3 separate regions of the Homo sapiens genome follow, and regions 2 and 3 are each linked to region 1. Evidence: chromatin contacts called from ENCODE Hi-C or POLR2A ChIA-PET data. All regions are on one chromosome and are shown on one strand. The core of a region is the stretch at or near the end of the contact, and the rest is flanking DNA. Distances in the headings are between cores, read along the strand shown.

Region 1 (2,764 bases), core at 175-2,674:
GGAACATAGAGGGCAGGGGCCCTGATGTGGCCCAACCACCTGGTCCCTCTCCTTTCTCAAGTGGTCCTCCCTGCTGCCCAACGAGGCCCTAAGCTGGATACCCAGGCACTGCTCTGCTCTCCAGGCAGGAAGAGAACAGTCCCAGAGAAAAGGCCTCCAGGCCACACAGGAGCCCAGGAAGAAAGAGGGCTGGGGACAACAGATTTCAGCCTACCCACAAAGGATCCCTTTGGAGTGGAGGGGGTGGGAAAGTTGCAAAACTGACTTGCAGAACTGTTTTAAGGACTGAAAACAGGAACCTCCAGGGGTGCTGAGTCACCTCTCACCCATCACCTGGGGACAGCCTCCCCTGGAGACTGTAAACTACCCAGCCTTTTCCAGGAACTGGAGAAAAAAGCAAAGAGAAGCCAGCAGCTGCTGTGGAAGTGGAGTTTCTGGCTTGGCAGAGCAGCCTGAGGACAACTGGGATCTAAAGCCAGAGAGTCTTGCTGGGGGAGGCTTTGCCGGGATGGTCCTGTGTCACAGCCCAACCCGCTACAGGGGTGCCACCCAGCAGATCCGCCCAAGGAGACCAGTGCACTCAGACTTGCCTGTGGATGTGTTTTTACCAAATTAGTCCACTACCAGGCGAGCCCAGCCCAGAAGGGATTCATCAGGGCCAGTGTGGAGGGCTGGCCATGCCCCAAACCACCCCATCCTGCCTGCCTGGTCAAACTTCACGGGCTGTTGGCAGGTGCCTGGTGGCACTCCTGGTTCCCCAATTTGGAGTCCCTGGGCAGGTGGGGAGGCACCTGGGCCGGCACATTAGGATCTGAAGGGGACATTCTATGCTTGCCAGACTCCTCCCAGAGATCCCGGACTCGGGGGAATGGGAAGGGCCAGGGTAACACCTGCGGGATGACCCGCGAAGGGGCGCCCCGGCCACAGGAGCTGGCCCTGGACAAGAACCTGGCCTCTCCGAAGCCCCGACCCTAACCCGAATTCCCCCAGCGCCATCACTTTGGAGTGTAGGGGGTAGGGAAGGGGTACCACCCCCACGTATCCCGATCCCTTAGACCCACCCCCGAAACGGCACGTTCACACTCGAGGCCTGCCCCCTCCAGGACGGTGAGCCCCAAGGCCCCCTCTCCTCGGGTACCCCACTCTCCTCGCCCCCAGGCTCCCCACTCCTCCGCAGTCCTTTTGACCCCTGTTCGCTTCTCCCCGGCAGCCACATTCGCCCCCATTCCCGGCTTGGGAGAGACATCACCCCCGGACGACGGCGGCGCCCCCGCTAATGCGCGCCCCCCGCCGCGCTGCCCTCCCAGCGAGAGGCCGCAGGACCAACCAGGTTCAAAGTGATTCTGGAAAACCTCGCCCCCGAAGAAGCTGCAGAACGACATGGCGCCACCGGAACCGCAGCGCGCTTGCCGCTGCCAACTGACCAAAGGCTGCCGACCCGACGACCGCCGGTACCCGCGTCCACCTCCCCGCCCCTCCCGAGGACCAATCGCTCCCCGGAGGGCGAATCCCGGCTTCCGCCTCCGGGAGGCCCCGCCCCTCCTCAGGGCTGGTCCAATACGATCTTCCCAGCTGGCCCCGCCCACGTTGACTCCTTGGGACCACTCCTGGGCCACTTCCCCAAGGCCCCGCCCCCCGGTGCCAGTCCAATCGCATCTCCCCAGCAGGCCCCGCCCATGGAAACTCCCAGGGACCACCCCTAGGCCGCTTCCCCAAGGCCCCGCCCCTGCCGCCCCTCGCGCCCTGGTGGCTAGGGGCGCACATGGGGCCTGGCCAGGTGGGCGACGGCGCGAATCCGTAGGGTCGTGTCCCCCCAGTCCAGTCCCTGGTACTAAGCCCGGAGCTGCCGGAGGTCATGCAGCCTTTCCGCGCCCAGGTGAAACCGCCTTTGCAAAATGATGACTGAAACAGTGAAAGAGATCTAACTCAGCCGACTCTATCTTGCTTCTAACCTCCAAGCTGTCCTTATTCATCCCTGCTGGTAGGTTGAAATAACTTTGGGAGAAACTCAGTTTATAGTTTTTTGTTTTTTTCTTTCTTTCTTTCTTTCTTTTGAGACGGAGTCTTACTCTGTTTCCAGGCTGGAGTGCAGTAGCGCGATCTCAGCTCACTGCAACCTCCAACTCGCTGGTTCAAGCAATTCTCCTGCCTCAGCCTCCCGAGTAGATGGGATTACAATCATGCGCCACCACGCCCAGCTAATTTTGTATTTTTAATAGAGACGAGGTTTCTCGATGTTGGCCAGGCTGGTCTTGAACTCCCGACCTCAGGTGATCCGCCCATCTTGGCCTCCCAAAGTGCTGGGATTACAGGCGTGAGCCACCGCGCCCAGCCAGTTTATAGTTTAAAACAAAGACAGTAACAGCCCTTTCCCAAAGCAGACCACCTCCTTGCCTGGGGACTAGATTGCATTTTTAGGACTAACATTAGCCACAATATTGGGAATTATGGTTTAGGAGTCGTGCATCTGGAGGCTACAAGATTCTGACCCTCCCTAAGCTGCCCCTAAGATCAGTGCTTGAGATATTTTGCCGACCCTGCAACTTGATGGATCTGCTGGCACCAACCAGATTGATAAACTGGCTCATCTGATCTTGTGGCCACCACCCAGGAGCTGACTCAGCGCAAGAAGACAGCTGACTCCCTGTGATTTCCTCCCTGACCAATCGGCTCTCCTGGCTCACTGGCTCTCCCCACCCGCCAAGTTATCCTTAAAAACTCTGCTCCCCGGCACTCCAGCAGCCTGGGCGACAAGATCAAGACT
Region 2 (2,764 bases), core at 140-2,639, 450 kb before region 1:
CGCCCAACTAATTTTTGTATTACTATTATTATTATTATTATTCTTTTTTTAGGAGAGACGGGGTTTCACCATGTTGGCCAGGCTGGTCTCGAACTCCTGAGCTTGTGACCCACCCGTCTCGGCCTCCCTAAGTGCTGGGATTAGAGGTGTGAACCACTGTGCCCGGCCACTGGCTCTTATTTTCTTACCCTACCGGTTTTTTATTTTGATTCCTTTTTTTTTTTTGAAACAGGGTCTTGCTCTGTTGTCCAGGCTGGAGTGCAGTGGCAGTGAACATGGCTCACTGCAGCCTCAACCTCCCGGGCTCAAGCCATCCTCCCACCTCAGCCTCCTGAGTAGCTGGGATCACAGGCTCATGACACCGTGCCTGGCTAATTTTTAAATTTTTTGTAGAGACAGGGTCTCACTATTTTTCCCATTCTTGAACTTCTGGGTGCAAACGATTCTCCCACCTCAGCTTCCCAGTGCTGGAATTACCGGCGTGAGCCACCGGGCCCGGCCTCTGCCAGTTTTTCTGCTCGAGGCCTGTCACCTGGCATATTTCGTATGTACTTTATCTGTTCCCCCGATAGGTGAGCAGGAACTTTGCATCATTTGTTGCTCAGAAGGCTTGGTGCACCAAGCAGGCATTTAATCAATGTTTGTTGAATGGATAACTGTTCCCCAGCTTTTCCCACATCCATCACTGCTGAAATGGCGCCTCTTTAGGTGTCTTCCTGGATTGCCCCCTCCACAAAGATGAAGCCCCCCACACTCCGCTGCGGTGTACAGAAGGCACTGCATGTTGTAAATGTTCAGTGTCCGGCTGTCCAGCCTGGCGGCCACAGCCAAAGGTAGTACCGAGCCCTTGAGATGGGGCTAGTGCTGCAAGGGAACTGGACTTATTTAACTTCAGTTAATTTACAGAGCCACATGCGTCTAGCGCTTACCCTACTGGTCGCAGTTTTTATTCCACGACCCGGCCTCATTTACGGAGCTGCAATTGTTCAGATCTGACATGATCTCAACTGCTCTTTTACTTCCTTGTGTACCGTGCGTTTCCCTTACTGGCCTCTGACCCTTGAAAGCAGAGCCTTACATCCGGGGAAGACGAGCCAGGCCTGTCTTGGTAAACATCTGCCTTAGAGCGAACGCTCGGCGTTCTGGAGAGAATGTGGGACCCGAGGCGGAGGGAAGAGACGGCTGACATCACTCCAGGGTAGGGACGACCGAGATGGGAGAAACTAAGGCGAGAACCCACCACCCGGGCGCAGCGAACCCAGCTCGCAGCCACGTGGGGAAGCGCGGCCCTGCCCTCAGGCCCCGCCCCACTCACGCGTCAGGCCCCGCCCACCCCACCGCCCCCCGCTCCCGCGTCCAGGCTCCGCCCCGTCCCCGCGCAGCGCAGGCGCAGATGCGCCCTCCCGCCTGGCGTCCTCCGCAGATTCGCGCTGAGAGGCCCGCGGAGACCCGCCCCAGAGGCTCAAGAAAACCCGCGGGAGCCTCGCCCGGACCCAGGAACTCGTGCTCGGGGCCAACCGGCTGGGCCGCGATCGCGTTTCGTCCGGGGCCGCGGCGGCCGTGGGGAATCGGCTGCAGCGAATCGGTGGCGCGCGGCGCCTGAGCGCGCTGCAGTCACCCGGGAGCCGGGTCCAGGTCGGGTTGGGGGTCGGGGATCGGGGATCGGGGGTCCGGTTGGGTCGGGTTGGGCTCCAGGTCTGGTTGGGTCGGGTCCAGGTCGGGTAGGAGTCCGGTCGGGGTCCGGGTACAGGTCGGGGTCCGGGCCTGGATCGGGGGCGGGTCCGCGTGCGGCTCCTCTAGCCCCGAACCCGTGTTCCCCGTAAGCTGTTGGTTTCTAAGGGGCGGAGGAATGGCGACTGGAGCCACCTCTCACCGCTCAGGGAGCCGGGAGGGCCGGCAGCTCCCGCGGGCCGAGTTTCCCGCCTTGGGTGCGAGGACGCGTGGGGCCGCGCTGTGCCCGGGGAACACTCACCAGCATCTCTAGCCTCCACCTCCCTCTCGCGCCAGTGGCACTCCCGGTTGAGACAACTGAGAATGTTCCCTGGGCACAGTGGCCCGGGTTGAGAAGCCCTGCAGTGGCTGGTAGCGTTGGGGTCCGAGCGGAGGAGCGAACTCTGGGTGGAAACCGGCAGGCACTGGAGGGGAAGGAGGCGGGACAGGGTTGGGTGGGACCAGGGTTGAGGGGTGTGGGGTCTCGGGGCGCTCACCGAGGGGCTTCCTGAGCTTGTGTGGATTATTTCCGTGCCCCAAGCTGAGCCCTGTGTCCATGTCACAGGTCGTCTTCCCGTGACGCCCAGATCTGTCCTGCAGGATGGAGCCAGCACCCTCAGAGGTTCGACTCGCCGTCCGGGAAGCCATTCATGCCCTCTCGTCTTCGGAGGATGGCGGCCACATCTTCTGCACCCTGGAGTCCCTGAAGCGGTATCTCGGTGAGATGGAGCCTCCAGCGCTCCCGAGGGAGAAGGAGGAGTTTGCCTCGGCCCACTTCTCGCCTGTCCTCAGATGTCTTGCCAGCAGGCTGAGCCCAGCCTGGCTGGAGCTGCTGCCCCATGGCCGCCTGGAGGAGCTGTGGGCCAGCTTCTTCCTGGAGGGCCCGGCGGACCAAGCCTTCCTGGTGTTGATGGAGACCATCGAGGGTGCTGCGGGGTGAGTGGGCTGGGCCCATCCTGGGGTTGCCGGTAGCCTCAGAAGTGATGAGAGTGGCTTGAAGGACTGGACCAAGAGCCTCTCTAGTCCCTGTGAGGGGCTAGAGAGAGAGCCTGCT
Region 3 (2,764 bases), core at 179-2,678, 280 kb after region 1:
AGTGAACCAAGATCGTGCCGTTGCATTCTAGCCTAGGTGACAGAGCGAGACTCCATCTCAAAAAACAAAAACAGGCCGGGCGCGGTGGCTCATGCTTGTAATCCCAGCACTTTGGGAGGCCGAGGCGGGCAGATCGTGAGGTCAAGAGCTTGAGACCATCTAGGCCAACATGGTGAAACCCTGTCTCTACTAAAAATACAAAAATTAGCTGGCCATGGTGGTGCACTCCTGTAGTCCCAGCTACTCGGGAGGCTGAGGCAGGACAATCATTTGAACCCAGGAGGCGGAGGCTGCAGTGAGATCGCGCCATTGCACTCCAGCCTAGGTGATAGAGTGAGACTCTGTCTCAAAAACAAACACCCCAAACAAACAAAAACCAAAAACAACCCCCATCTCCAAAACCAAAAATTCAACGTGGCTGGGAGTCGTGGCTCACGCCTGTCATCCTAGCACTTTGGGAGGCCGAAATGGGAAAATGGTTTGAGGCTAGGAGTTTGAGACCAGCCTAGTCTAAACAGCAAGACCCTGTCTCTATTTAAAATACATAATGCAAATAAATTTTAAAAAATTTAAAAAGTGGCTGGGCACGGTGGCTCACGCCTGTAATCCCAGCACTTTGGGAGGCCGAGGCGGGCGGATCACGAGGTCAGGAGATCGAGACCATCCTGGCTATCACGGTGAAACCCCGTCTCTACTAAAAATACAAAAAATTAGCCTGGCGTGGTGGCGGACACCTGTAGTCCCAGCTACTCAGGAGGCTGAGGCAGGAGAATGGCGTGAACCCGGGAGGCAGAGCTTGCAGTGAGCCGAGATCGCGCCACTGCACTCCAGCCTGGGCGATAGAAAGAGACTCCGTCTCAAAAAAGAAAGAAAAAAAAATTAAAAGTATATAAAAGAATAAAACAGCTTCGCAGAGCTACCCATGAGCCATCCCCGACCCGTGTTCTTTTCCCGTGACCCGGGTAACCATCTTGGGAGGCTCTAACACCCTAGGCGGTCAGTGGGCAGCAGGCACCACACCCCTGGTTGGAGCTGTGGCGGCTTCCCAGCAGCAGCCGCGGGCGGGGCGACCTGTCCTTAGGTACGGAAGCGCTGGGGCGCGGCTGCCTAGCAGCCGCCAGTCCGCTCGCCCCTCGCGTTCTCTGGCTCTCAAATCCGAGTGCAGCCTCGAACATAGGTCCTTCTGCCGCCCCGCCCCCTGGCTGGCAATCTGCTCCACCGTAACCACGCCCTCCCCACAGTCCCGCCCCATCTTCGCTCTCAGCGCGCCCGGCCCCGCCTCTGCCCTTTAAGGCCACACCGCTATCCAGGCCCGGCTCCCCGCCTGTCCGTCAATCCGCTCCGGTTCTGCCCCGCCCTCCTCTTGCCGTTCCCTCACGCTGGCCTCGGCGCGGCCCGTTGTTATGACGACATGGTCGTAAATCCGCCATCTTCCTGCGGCGCGTTGCGACATGGAGGGCGCGATGGCAGTGCGGGTGACGGCCGCTCATACGGCAGAAGCCCAGGCCGAAGCCGGGCGGGAAGCGGGCGAGGGTGCAGTTGCGGCGGTGGCGGCGGCCTTGGCCCCCAGCGGCTTCCTCGGCCTCCCGGCGCCCTTCAGCGAGGAAGGTAACCGGGCCGACCCGGAGGGTGCGGCCGGGGTGCGGGCAGTTCATCCCGGGCTGGCAGAGGCCCGGATGGCCCGAGCTGCGGGCTCGACCGACCCTCCCAGACCCAGACACCTCGCGGATCTCGCGGGACCCTCACAGCCCTCCACGAAACCCCCAGGTTTGCTGCGACCCTCACGGGCCTCTCCTGCGGGGCGCCTGTCATCCCCCCTCTCTGGTGTGCGTCCACAAGTGCTCGCGGGTTGCTGAGCCCCCGGGCGCCCGGTGTAGACATTCGCAGACGCCGGCGTCCCGGCCCTTCTCTGCCTCCGATGCCTGAGCCTGGCCCTCCCCTCCTCTGGGCCCCTTCCTCCTGCACCTGATGGGCGTCTAGGGCCCTGTTGGTGGTTCCAAGAGGGTGGGGCCTCGGTTTCTCCAGGATCTGGGCTCTGGGCCTGTCCGTAGGGAGGCAGCAGAGCCTAGTGCAAGAGGGCTGGTGCACTGCAGCCAGCCTGTGGCCCCTTCCAGTCCCACACTTGCCGCTTTCTAGTTCTTTGATCCTGGGTAGGTGACCCTACCTCTGTGAACCTCTATTTCCCCTACAGAATGGGGCGGCGGCTTCTGCCAGTAATGTAACAAGCCCTTATCCTGCTTTAGGTTTTTTCATTCTCAAACCAGTCCTGACAGGTGGATGTTATTGTTATTCTCATTTTGGGGATGAGGAAAATCGAAGGTTGGAGACCTGAAAGTGACCGGGTGGGCTGGGTGCGGTGGCTCACGCCTGTAATCCCAGCACTTTGGGAGGTCGAGACGGGCGGGTCACGAGGTCAGGAGATGGAGACCATCCTGGCCAACATGGTGAAACCCGTCTCTACTAAAAATACAAAAAAACAAAATTAGCCGGGCGTGGTGGCGGGCGCCTGTAGTGGGGAGGCTGAGGCGGAGAATGGCGTGAACTCGGGAGGTGGAGCTTGCGGTGAGCCGAGACCGCGCCACTGCACTCCAGCCTGGGCGGCAGAGCCGGACTCCGTCTCAAAAGAAAAGAAAATGACCAGGGTCACCCAGGTAGTTAAGTAGCAAGGGTTGGATTGGATCTCAGCACTGTGAAGGCCTTCACAGCCCCTTTAACTTCCGGGCTCTGCTGCCTCATAGAAGCATCATGGGAATTAAAATAAAGA

What was found. A loop is a pair of places that touch in the nucleus more often than their neighbours do. ChIA-PET counts read pairs that join two places held with the same protein, here RNA polymerase II (POLR2A). Pooled maps may share reads with other maps.
Region 2: a loop to region 1 is called in a map of CD4-positive, alpha-beta memory T cell, with 10 times the contacts of the local background. The contact joins the promoter of TELO2 here to the promoter of MSRB1 in region 1. A Hi-C loop is called at or near these places in 2 of 168 maps with a recorded cell type or tissue (CD4-positive, alpha-beta memory T cell and naive thymus-derived CD4-positive, alpha-beta T cell), 3 of 37 single-sample maps with no recorded cell type and 10 of 50 pooled maps.
Region 3: a pooled map shows a loop between it and region 1 (15-fold over the local background). The contact joins the promoter of E4F1 here to the promoter of MSRB1 in region 1. A Hi-C loop is called at or near these places in 2 of 37 single-sample maps with no recorded cell type and 13 of 50 pooled maps. POLR2A ChIA-PET finds 5 or more read pairs at or near these places in 3 of 52 experiments (A673, AG04450 and WTC11).

The regions. Positions count from the first base shown.
Region 1 is chr16:1,941,775-1,944,538 of GRCh38, forward strand. MSRB1 (methionine sulfoxide reductase B1) reads right to left here and starts at 1,425. Exons shown (of 4, transcript NM_016332.4): 1 at 1,328-1,425. The coding sequence starts at 1,382. It overlaps RPL3L (ribosomal protein L3 like), which reads right to left. Exons shown (of 10, transcript NM_005061.3): 10 at 2,200-2,764. LOC124903625 (a long non-coding RNA gene) reads left to right here and starts at 1,020. Exons shown (of 2, transcript XR_007064940.1): 1 at 1,020-1,107; 2 at 1,211-2,764. RefSeq lists an enhancer at 1-214 and a silencer at 1,399-1,898.
Region 2 is chr16:1,491,971-1,494,734 of GRCh38, forward strand. It overlaps TELO2 (telomere maintenance 2), which reads left to right and starts at 1,390. Exons shown (of 21, transcript NM_016111.4): 1 at 1,390-1,635; 2 at 2,276-2,646. The coding sequence starts at 2,312. RefSeq lists enhancers at 1,048-1,097, 1,195-2,095 and silencers at 1,308-1,397, 1,568-1,617, 1,628-1,827.
Region 3 is chr16:2,222,163-2,224,926 of GRCh38, forward strand. E4F1 (E4F transcription factor 1) reads left to right here and starts at 1,429. Exons shown (of 14, transcript NM_004424.5): 1 at 1,429-1,608. The coding sequence starts at 1,452. RefSeq lists silencers at 1,124-1,263, 1,554-1,643 and enhancers at 1,324-1,493, 1,724-1,863.